Linked DNA regions of Homo sapiens: region 2 is linked to region 1. A link is an interaction called in ENCODE POLR2A ChIA-PET data of the cell type or tissue named here. Cell type or tissue: Panc1. All regions are shown on one strand. Each heading gives the region's core, and the rest is flanking DNA. Links, peaks and the distances in the headings are about the cores only.

The links. Peaks named below come from ENCODE experiments on the same cell type or tissue, not always from the same donor. Only the 100,000 strongest peaks of a DNase experiment are listed, where the experiment ranks them.
Region 2: POLR2A ChIA-PET joins it to region 1 with 9 read pairs; 2 of 35 experiments call an interaction of 5 or more read pairs at or near these places.

The regions. Positions count from the first base shown.
Region 1 is chr14:76,099,247-76,105,067 of GRCh38, reverse strand. No RefSeq gene overlaps it. Among named protein-coding and RNA genes, the nearest start is that of GPATCH2L, 50 kb to the left of the region's middle. In Panc1, for the core only: no CTCF peak of the experiment used is centred there; a DNase peak (open chromatin) is centred at 2,927.
Region 2 is chr14:76,446,195-76,452,015 of GRCh38, reverse strand. The region is part of intron 2 of ESRRB (estrogen related receptor beta); the gene reads right to left. Among named protein-coding and RNA genes, the nearest start is that of ESRRB, 73 kb to the right of the region's middle. In Panc1, for the core only: no CTCF peak of the experiment used is centred there; no DNase peak of the experiment used is centred there.

The DNA of each region.
Region 1 (5,821 bases), core at 562-5,561:
TGGGGAAGGACTGCTAGGCGCTGGGGAGGAAGGCAGGAGAGGAGCAGGTGAGCGGGTGTGGGGCAGGGCGGGCGTGCATGAGGGGCTGGAGCATCAGGCAGTGCCTGCACGCCACAGGGCACACTGTCCACCAGGACGCGTTCATCTCTACTGGGCCATCTTTGGGGCTTCTTGGCACAATTTTGAGACCCCTGCCTCCAAAGTCTATTAGGTTTGCAAAATTAGCCTTGCCCACATCAAAAATATTTATATTATAAAATACTTAAGACCTATACAAAGGTTTCTAGAATAATATGAAGGACTCACACATCCACCCTCCAGGATACACTTTTCCCCCAAATTCAGGTGAAGGACCTTGTGTGCCCCTCTCCAGGTCAGTCCCCTCCCCTCCACCTGGGGGAAGCACTACCCCAAATTCATGAATTCAGTGTTCATCATCCCTGTATAGTTTTTTTTTTTTTTTTTAGACAGAGTCTTGCTCTGTAGCCCAGGCTGGAGTGCAGTGACATGATCTTGGCTCACTGCAACCTCCACCTCCTGGGTTCAAGCAATTCTCCTGCCTCAGCCTTCTGAGTAGCTGAGATTACAGGCGCCTGCCTCCATGCCTGGCTAATTTTTGTATTTTAGTGGAGACGGGGTTTCACCATGTTGGCCAGGCTGGTCTCAAACTCCTAACCTCAAGTGATCCGCCCGCCTTAGCCTCCCAAAATGCTCGGATTACAGGCGAGAGCCACCACGCCTGGCCCATTCCTGTATATTTCTTTAGACTTTTACCATAAAGGAATGTATCCTAAACAATACACGGAATTGCCTGGCATGTTTCACGTTTCTGTGTAAATGGCCACCACGTGGTTTATCTTCTTTTGCAACTTGCTTTCTTAGCTCCCTGTGGTATTTATGGGATTCAAGCGTGTTGACAGTTCACTCATTTTCACTGCCATCTTGCCCTTATGTTTCATAGCACCTCTTTCTCCAGACAGAGAGCACTTAGCCTATGGCCTTGACCTTCTGATCCCCCTGACCCTCAGCCCAGACACAGATTCCAGGGGAAATTTGGCACAAAATCTCAGGCTAAGACTCGGCCTTATAAAATTTTTTTTGGCAGCTGATGGTACCATGAAGGCCCTTGGGCCCGTGGGATCTCTGTGCGGGGAGGTCCAGTAGAAATCTCTGCTTCTGCGCGGTAGGCCTGAAATAATAAGCTGGCTAGAACAGGGCTTTTAATAATAGTCATCATCATCACCATCATCATCATGATCATCGTCACTCATAGAGCACATGCTGTGCACCAGGTGCCACTCCAAGCACGTTACGTGCTTTGACCCATTTCATGCTCACACAATCCCAAGGCGTAGATGCTATTATTTTCTTCATTTTCCAAGTGAGAAAACTGAGGCACAGAATGTTGAAGTGACTCACCCAAGTCAGCAGTTACCCAGTACCAGGACTTGAACCTGCTTTCACCCAAACAGTGTGACCCCAGGGCACACCCCCAAGTTTCACCACGTCCCGCTCCAGTCACCCAGGTAGTGGTCACCTCTGGGCCCTGGTATGGGTGCCTCCTGCAGGCTGCAGGCTTCCAGGCCCAAGGACATGGGTAGCTTGGTGCCACAGGAGCCCCATAAGAGCCTCAGGAACAGACAATAATGGAGCAAAGATGTAGAGGTACAAAGTCCTTCATCCCAGCCCCAGGGCAGGCTGCCGTGAGCCCGGCTTCCAGAGAACAGTGCAGAACAGGGAGGAGGCTGGGTGGGGGGCGGGGTTCCGAGGACAGCCTTGGAATGGAGCTGTTTAGATGCAATGGGTCTAACTGCTTTTTGGGGGAAATAGGTGGATAGAATGGGAGGGAATTGAAATTTTCAGACTGGATGGTGCCTAAGATCTCTTCCGTCTCTCAAGTTATGTGACCCTAAAGCAGAGGTGGGTAAATGCTTTCTATGAAAGCCCAGAAAAGGCATATTTAGGTATTGAGGATTCTACAGTCTCTGTCATGACTGCTGAACTCTGCTGTTGTGGCGGCGGAGGCCCATGGACCAAAGGTAAACCAATGGGTGAGGCTCCATGCCAATAAAGCTCTACTATGAACACAGAAATGTGAATGCCATGTAATTTCACTTGTCGTGAAATATTATTTTTTGATTTTTTTTCCTCAATCATTGAAAAATGTGAGCCTTTCTTAGCTCGCAGGCCACATGAAGTTGGGCAGTGGGCCAGATTTGGCCCATGGGCTGTAGTTTGCCAGCCCCTGTTCTAGAAGGAAAGGCCTGGATGGAGAGTCTAGAAGCCCTGGGTTACAGCTCTGCCATTTTCAAGCTGTGCATTTGTGAGCAAGAACTTAACCTCTCTAAACCCCACTTTCTCCTTTGTACAGTGGAGATATCACCATCTACTTCCCCTTCCTCCTGCCCCAGCATGGAGGAACTAAAATGAAAAGATTCGAGAGTGTATCCATCAGCTCTTGGCAGCAGAGGCTGTTCTCCGGAATGTTAGCAGCTCGTGATTTCCCCGCCCGCCCCCCAACACCACAAAGCCCTTGCAAGCTTAAAAGTCCAGGACTCTGTTTATCCCCTTTCCACCCTTTGCTGCTGTGCTCCTCCTCTGTCCCCAGCCCGGGGGTACCTCTGCTCCCCAGAGTCTGCTCCTCTGATGGTCTAAGCCATCCACCTACAAAAGCCCAGGAGGAGTGTGCTCCACCCACCACCTGGGATGCTGTGTCCATAGGCCTTGCCCTGAAAGGGATGTGTGCCCTGTGCCAAGGCCTTAGGCAGGGAGGAAGTCACACTGTGCACACCAAACATCCAGACTTTGAAAAGCTCTTCATTCATGCCCCCTTTCTGTAGTTCTTTGTTCAGAAATATTACTGACTGGATGGTTCCCAGATTCCAGGTCACTGGTTGTCAGGATTCTGGCTTATGCAAGGACTGAGAGCCCCCTTGTGTCACCAAGGCAGGACACTTTTTCTCATCAATGGCGAAAGGGGAAGAGGCTTAAGAATGGAAGGAAGAGACGGAAGTTGGGCATCACAGGGCTGTTAGCACCCCATGACCAGGGCCTGGTGGTGGGCAGCCCTGGGCCTTGGAGAAAGAGCCACGGGTAAAGACCAGCATGCAAGTTCCCTTCCCTGGGTCATTCAGGCTCTGGCCCCACCAGGAAGGGAAGCAGCTAGGGCCCCTCTCTTTGCTGCATTTCAAGCACACATTATGCATGTCCAGACAAGAGAGGGAAGGGCCTGCAGGGCAAGAGGCATCCCAGCCCAGTGTCTCCCTGCACCTCATTCTCTGTACTAGTTTGCTAGGGCTGCCCTAACAAAGCACCACAGACGGGTCCTTTAACAGCAGAAATGTATGTTCTCACAGTTCTGAAGGCTAGAGGTCCAAGATCAAGGTGTTGACAGGGCTGGTTTTTCCTGAGGCCTCTCTTGGCTTGCAGATGGCCGCCTTCTCGCTGTGTCCTCACACGGTCTTTCCTCTGTGTACACGCAGCCCTTGTGTCTCCTTGGTATGCGAATTTCCTCTTCTTATAAGGACATCAGTCAGATTGGATGAGGGCCCATCTCCATGACCTCATTTTAACTTAATTACCTCTTTAAAGGCCCTGTCTCCAAATATAGTCACATTCTGGGGTACTGGGGGTTAGAGCATCAACAATATGAATTATGGGGGTAGGGGCGCAATTCAGCCTGTAACACCATCTCTCCACTTCCAAGACAGCCCCCCACTCCGTGATGATGTGTGGGCACGGGGAAGCCCTTGAGATCTCAGTTCCGTGGAGTCTTGCAGACAGAAAGGGGCAGCATCCTAAGGGAAGGGGGGGAATGTTTTTGGTGGTTGAGAGAGTGCGGCTCTAGGTGTGCTTAGTGCGGGGGGTTGGCAGGAGAGTGGGGGTGTGTCTGTGTAAAAGTGGTACACTCCTTAAGGACCCAAACATGAGTATCAGTGATTCTGGGGAATAGTGGGCTGCAGGGCTCCCATGGAGCACCTATGAAAGCATGCATGCCCACAGCCTGGAAGCTGCAGCTACACCCTGCGGGGCAGCCCCCTCCACCCTAGCTCTGGGGCTGGCATTACTGAGTAGTGGCAGTGTTCCAAGCTCTTGATCCAAAGAGTCTCTCTGCAGCATGTCTGAAATCACGGCGTCCATCTCCTGGGCTCCTGTAGCCTCACGCCACGGTCACCCTCAGCTCCCGTGGGGTATGTGCATGGAGACGAGTGGCAGGTGTGCAGAGCACAGTGGGTGAGGGCGCCCAGCACGAAGGTTTCTCACACCACCTTCATCTCAGCTAGCAACTCGGCCCACCCCAACCCGCACCCCCTCTCCTGCCCCTGCCACGTGGAGAGAACTTTCTCCAACTTGTGTGCTTCCTCCTCTACCCACCCCTGCCCACCCCTCGCATGTTCCTTCTTCCCTCCCTGGCAGACCCAGGGAGGGTGCGGGCAGGCTGGGAGCTGGCTCACACGCCGCCTCTCCCTTTGTGCGTACCTCCTGGTATGATTATTAAACGCAAATTACAAAAGACGTGACCCAACCGATCTTTATTTCTTCTTTCAACAAGTGTTGCCTGCAGGGCCCTGATTCCAAATTCCGTTTCAATTATCCTGGCCATTTTAGACACAAAGCGGCTGGTGTTTGTAATTACCAGTGAGGAAGAAGGCAGAGAGAGGAAGTCCAGCAGCCCCAGCTCAGGCTGTTTTCCTCTTCAGTCTCAACTTTCATTGGCAGCGATTAAAGGCACCCGGAGCAAAAGATGAGATGCTCGAACGTGCCCATTACCATGTTACCAGATGCCCCTGGGGACCAGGTTACAGACTCGCAAGCCCTGGGCTCTCCGTCCCCCAAAACACAAATCTCTGGGGCTCCCCTGGTGACAGAATGAGCCAGACAAGCCCCCTGCCCCACTGCTTCTCCAAGGTGGGAGCACCCTGGCTGTTCCCAGAGAGGCAAAAAAGCAAGAGCATGGACTATCCTCACTTCTGATCACTCATTCTGGGGGGAAGGAGCTTCAAGTGTGTTCCCCCTTGTCCATGGGCTGTGGGGACACAGCAGGAGCAGCTTCATGAAGTAGAGAAGGAAATCAACATCATGCCCATCTGGAGCATGGAGCTGACATCTTGCTTCCCATTGTGCCCAGGCTGGTGCCACCCACACAGGGTATGGGATGCAAAGCCCAGATTTTAGAGTCCGGGAGGTCTGCATAGACTCAGCCTGCCACTTACTAGTCAGATGACCTTGACAAGTTATGTGACCTTGTTAAGCCTTCCTCAGGGTTGTCATCTGTGAAACAGGAGTAGTCATGGTGCCTACACCTCGCAGGCTGCTGTGAGGATTAAATCACATTTGCTGTGGAGCCTCAGCACAGCGCCTGGCACATGGTGGTGTGCAGGAAATCCTAGATGCTGGAGTTATGGCCCGATCAATGAAGATGGCCCAGCTGCTCCAGCCAAAGCCACAGGTGCCCCTTGCCTCCCACCCAGCCACCTCGCTCCCTCCTGGATGCCAGGACCTTGGGAGAGGCCTTGGGGGCAGGCCAAATGCTAGGTCTAAAGCCCGCTGCTGGCCCCCTCACCCCCACGGAGGGGCTGCTGAGCACAGCCCCCGGCCACGCCAGGCCAACGGGAGGGGCAATTTACAGCCACGCTTAGCAAGGGCCGGGCGAGCCATTTGTCACGCCGAGCTCGGGCACCTTGTTCTACCTGTGTTGAGTGTGTTTTATTGGTGTTGAGCAGAGTGAGGCCGGAGCGGAGTCGGGGATAGGAAACCCACTCAAGTGAAAAATGAGGAAAGCCAAATGGGATAGAGAAGAGTGAAATGGGGAGAAACAGCA
Region 2 (5,821 bases), core at 253-5,252, 350 kb before region 1:
CCAAGACCATGACATTGCACTCCAGCCTGGGTGACAGAGTGAGACTCCATCTTGGGGGAAAAAAAAAAATTGCTTCCTGCTGGGCGCAGTGGCAGACGCCTGTAATCCCTGCACTTTGGCACTTTAGGAGGCCAAGGCAGGAGGGTCACGAGGTCAGGAGTTCAAGATCAGCCTGGCCAACACAGTGAAACCCTGTCTTTACTAAAAAAAAAAAAAAAAAAAAAAATTAGCTGGGCATGGTGGCCCACACCTGTAATCCCAGCTGCTGGGCAGGCTGAGGCAGAAGAATCGCTTGAACCCAGGAGAATCTGCAGTGAACCGAGATTGCACCACTGCACTCCAGCCTGGGCAACATAGCAAGACTCTGTCTCAAAAATAAATAAATAAAATAAAAATAAAATAAAATTGCTTCCTCACTGGGCTCCCAGCCCCTAGCCTCTCCTGCTTCCACATCATCGTTCCTATTGTTGCCTGAATTATCTTGCTGAAAGGAGATCTGATTAATTCCCTGCTCAGAAGCCTTCAATGACTTCCCATTGCCAAGCACAACTAACAAAACAAATACTATTTATTTCATGTGCCAGGCACTTAGTTACACCCTCACATGCATGTCTCATTTCATTTTTGCAATAACACTGTAGGGGCAGGAACTATTAACATTTTACTGATACGGACATTAAGGCTCAGGAAAACTAAGTCACTTGCCCAAGGTGATACAACTAAGAAATCGTGAAGCTGAGATTCTAAGCCTGGTTAAATAGCCCTCAAATCTTAAATATGACTCCTTACTTAACTGTTCCTTACCATGACCTGTGAAGCCTGGTGCACTCCAGTGCCATGCTGTTTTCCCAGCCCATCATCCACCACTGAGCCCCCTCCTCTCTTGCTGCCAAGCATGTTTACCTTCCACTTCTGAGAAAGTGTCCCTTCTTCCAGGAAGCCCTCCCTGCCCTCCAGAAGGTATAAACCTTCTCTGGACTCTATGTGTCACCTAAGTCACAGGCTGACCACATTCTGACTGGCATCCTGGCTGTGTCTCCAAAAAGAGGAATTGTGATTTGTTCTGTCATTTGCCAGTGCCCTACAGATAGCTAACATTTTGTGGGTTTAATGGACTCTTCTTGTAGAGATGAGGAAACTGAGGCCAGAGGAACTCAGTCCTTGCTTGCCCAAGGTCAGCCAGTTGGCTAGTGACTGGGCCGGGACCAGCACCTAGCTCCTGACTCCTGCCCTCTCCTGCTCTTGTCTCTGCACCCCTGTCTTGTGCCTCCCGGGATCCAGGATCCAGATCCGCCAGCTGCATTCTCCAGGACAAAAGACCTGGAGGCGACCCAAGGTGGAATAACCCATCAATCATCCCCCTTCCCCTCTCCTAGGGGAGTTTTCTTCCAAGCCTGCATCTGGGCCCCAGGTGAATGGAGGAAGCACTGTGCCAGGCCTCTTTCTTACTTGTTCCTTCTTGTTTTAAGTTAGAGACCCAGGAATTGCTCAAAAGACTCCCAGTGGCCTGTGCAAAGTTGGCCATCTACCCTGGGAACTCAAGGAGGAGTGCAGACTGGCTTTACCTAACCGTACAGCCCCTCATGGCCATGTATCACATGTTAGTCAACGGCTGCTACTCTACCTGGAAAAAAATCCAAGTGCACCCCTCACCATGGCCCCTAGACTTTGCCCATCCTCTCCAGCCCCTTCCACTTTGCCTTTGCTCACTGACACTAGCCATGTTGGCCCTCCTGCTGTCCTGAAACACACTGGCTTTTTCCTCTGCCTGGAACGCTGGTCCCAGGATTCCTTGATGAGCTTCAGCTTCCTTTAAAAGTCACCTTATTAGCACAACCTTCCCTAATCCTCCTTCTAAATGAGACCCCCCCCCTTTCTCAGTCACTCTCTGGTCTCATCATTGTTTTTTCTCCTTCATAACACCTGTCTCAGTCTGTCACCATGCTTCATTATTTATCATATTTATTGTCAGCTTTCCCCCTACAATGCAAGCCCACTAGGGTGGGGGCCATAGGAATGCTTGAGCCCAGGAATTCAAGACCAGTGTAGGCAACATAGAGAGACTCCGCTTTACAATTTTTTTAAAAAATAAATTAGCCGGGCATGGTGGTGCATGCCTGTAATTCCAGCTCCTCAGAAGGCTGAGGCAGAAGCCCAGGAGTTTGAGGCTACAGTAAGCCATGATCATGTCTCTGCACTGAGCCTGGGCAACAGAGCAAGACCCTGTCCCAAGGACCAAAAAAAAAAAAAAAAAGGAAAGAAAAAAAGAGAGAAAATTGCTTATGATTTGAGTCTTTACAAGTTCTCACATCAGAGGTGCTATTAAGTCAATCACTTTGTACTGAACAACAATCTAAAATTTGGGAAGACACATGGTCCTAAGAAGACCGCAATCAATGCTCCTTGCCTGAGTGAATCACTACAAAGGGAGTAAATAAAAACAAACTTTTTTTTCTTTTTTTTTTTGAGACTGAGTCTTGCTCCGTCACCCAGGCTGGAGTGCAGTGTGTGATCTTGGCTCACTGCAACTTCCGCCTCCCGGGTTCAAACAATTCTTGTACCTCAGCCTCCCAAGTAGCTGGGATTACAGGCATGTGCCACCATGCCAAGCTAAGTTTTGTGTTTTTAGTAGAGATGGGGTTTCGCCATGTTGGCCAGCTGGTCTTCAACTCCTGGCCTCAAGTGATCCACCCGCCTCGGCCTCCCAAAGTGCTGGAATTACAGGCATGAGCCACCATGCCTGGCCTGGGAGTAAAGAAATTTAACACAAATTTAGTTATTCCCAGGAAAATAATCTTACAAGTGTTGGGTGTCAAAAGCAGTATGTACCTGATACATTGTGGATATCCTGATCATAAGTCAACACAAATAAAAAAAGAACTCCCCTTATGGTGTAGGACGTATACTTATGGCTTAAAATAAAAAAACTTTAGGGATAGCAGCGCATACATTCTCATAAAATTTCAATTAACTGATGGAAATGAAGGCAGCACACTGAAACACTGTTAAATGACTCAAAAAACTCTAGAGAAGGAAAACAAAGACATTTGTATCAAAGATTCATTTGATAAGACTTCCTTCACAAAATATGTGTAGAAAAACAACTTTTCAAAAATAATATATTGTTTTCCATAAGGTAATTTAAAATATACAAGCGTAACTAAATAATATATTGTTATAAGCAGACATCTGACTATTTTACCTAGATCCCTTAAAGTTTACACATATGCAAACTGGCCCAACTTCTTCAGTTTGTCCTCCCTGGGAAATGGGAGATCACTTTGTTTGGGGATTGCATTGCATTTGGACACACTGAGAACCTTCTACATGCCAGGTACTGTGAGAGGACATGGGGTTAAGTGAAAATCGAAGTAAATGTGGGCTGGGCGCGGTGGCTCACGTCTGTAATCCCAGCACTTTGGGAGGACGAGGCTGGCAGATCATTTGAGACCAGGAGTTCGAGAGCAGTCTGGCCAACATGGTGAAACCCCGTCTCTACTAAAAAAAAAAAAATACAAAATTAGCCAGGCATGGTGGTGCGTGCCTGTAATCCCAGCTATTTGGGAGGTTGAGGCAGAAGAATCACTTGGACCTGGGAGGCGGAGGTTGCAGTGAGCCGAGATTGCGTCACTGCACTCCAGCCTGGGCAACAAGAGGGAGACTCGGTCTCAAAAAAAAAAAAAAAAAGGTAAGTAAATGTAACCCTGTGCCTTAGGAGCTTGTACTCTTCTTGGGGTATCAGACAAAAAAAATGGCAATAACCATACAGTGGGAGAAGGGTGGCGTGATGGGCGAACCTTTGCAGGGCATCCAGGAGGAATGAGAGGAGAGAATCAGAGAAGCCTTCCTGGAGGAAATGCCTACTAACTGGAGACCTAAGGGACACAAGCTGGGAGTAGAGGTTGGGAGTAGGTGCAACAGAGAGAAGAGTATATGCAAAGTCTAGAAATTGAAAGCATGGAATAAAATCTGGTAACTAGAAAACAGAGCAATCAGGGTGACCACAGCATGCAAAAGAGAGTGGCATGAGACGTGGGGCAATCCCAGAGGGCGTCCTTGGCCATGTTCTGGAGCTTTGATTCTCCCCACAAGAAAGAAGGGAGACATGGTCAGATGTGTGTTCAGGCTGGGAACGGCCGAGCCTGGCAGCAGGGAGAACAGGTAGGAAGCGGTGGGAGTCAGCGGTGGCCTGAGCTGAAGCAGGGGAAGGAAGACAAGCTGCTGGGTCAAGTGATCTGAAGGAGGGAGAATGAACAAGACTTGGCCACTGGGATGTTAGTTCGGGGTGGTAGGGGGGTGGGCGCTGGGACAGGAAGCAGAGTTAAAGGTAAGACCCAGGTGTCTGGCTTGAACATGGAGGGCTGATGCAGGCACTGTATTGGGAACACAAGGAGAAATGGTGATGGAAGGAAAACCGCTTCTGTTTAAGACTTCGTGCAACTGGGGTGCTTCTGGGGCATCCAAGTGGAAATGTTCATTAGGTGTGAAAGGAATGGAGCTTGGGGAAGAGGATGACAGCAAGACCTATGGAATTAGCATTCATCCTGATTTCAGAGACAACTGAAGCCATGGATATGAGAAGGAAGATGCTGGGCGCAGAAGCTGGGTCAAGAACTGAGAGGAGGAAGAGAGGAAGAACCAGGAAGCTGAAGGTAGAGGAGATATATATTTTACAAGATTGGAGATACTAGAGATAGTTGAATGTTAATGGAAAGAAGGAAGGAAGGAAGGAAGGAAGGAAGGAAGGAAGGAAGGAAGGAAGGAAGGAAGGAGACTTTAGAAAATGAGCAAGGGAAGACAAAGGAGAGGAGGTAATAGCCGAGAGGGTCTCAGGAGGAGGGAAGGAGGTAGGATTCAAAGCCAGAGAAGAGCTGAGCCTGGGGTAGGAGACATCTCTTCCAGCAGTGAGTGAGTTGCAAGAAATAGCTGCGGAATCAGTGAACGGAAGCAGCTGCGAACATGGAAGAGAGTGCATCGGTTTGGCGGCAGGAAGCTGAGGGAGTTCTAGTTTCTCAATAAAACAGGAGGCAGAGTCATTGCTGAGAGAGACACAGGGTGACAGGGTCAAGGTTATTACAAAGGTTTTCATTACGGTGGAGTCAGTGTCACTCAGCCCTAAGTCCCAGAAGCAGCTGACTTTTCCAGCCACAGAAAGTGGCTCCATCTCTCAGAGGCACTCCTCTTGCCTAAATTCAGGAACCTGATGTATAAGCTCAGGGATGCCATGCAAAGAGAGCACACATACAAGGAGAAATTGATCTGTCTGCCTGACCTGCAAATTCACTCCTTGCAGAAGACCTGCAGGGGAACTAGATCCTAACCAGAAAGATATTAATCAGATAAACGGAATGTTTAATCACATCAGGCTGTCCCTAGGCTAAGACTCCCTTTTCCTAGGAGTGGTGGCTTTGCCTAAGTATGTCTGTTTTTTCTATGCCTCCAGGGCTAGCCAATCCTTGTTAATTGGCATTTTTTTTTCTTTAGATATGCGAGTAAATGCAATCAGGTTGAGGTCTATCTCTTCTGACTTGGAGCCATTCTGTTCCTTCAGGAAGGTGCCTTCATCTGTCTATGAGCTCATCTATTCTCAGTGAGTGTCATCACAGCCCCCAGCGACAAAAACAAAAACAAAACAAAAAAAAAAAACGAACAACAGAAAAAAACCTCCCTTTCATAGCATAGAATTGGGCAGGGTTGGAATAAACACTAACATGCACTACTAGGAGTTGATTATAGGTCTCTGAGAGCCAGGAGACTGAATCTGCCTAGTTCAATGTAGTGCAGAGGAGTGTTTCAGGTTTTGTGGATCAGGCCGTCACTA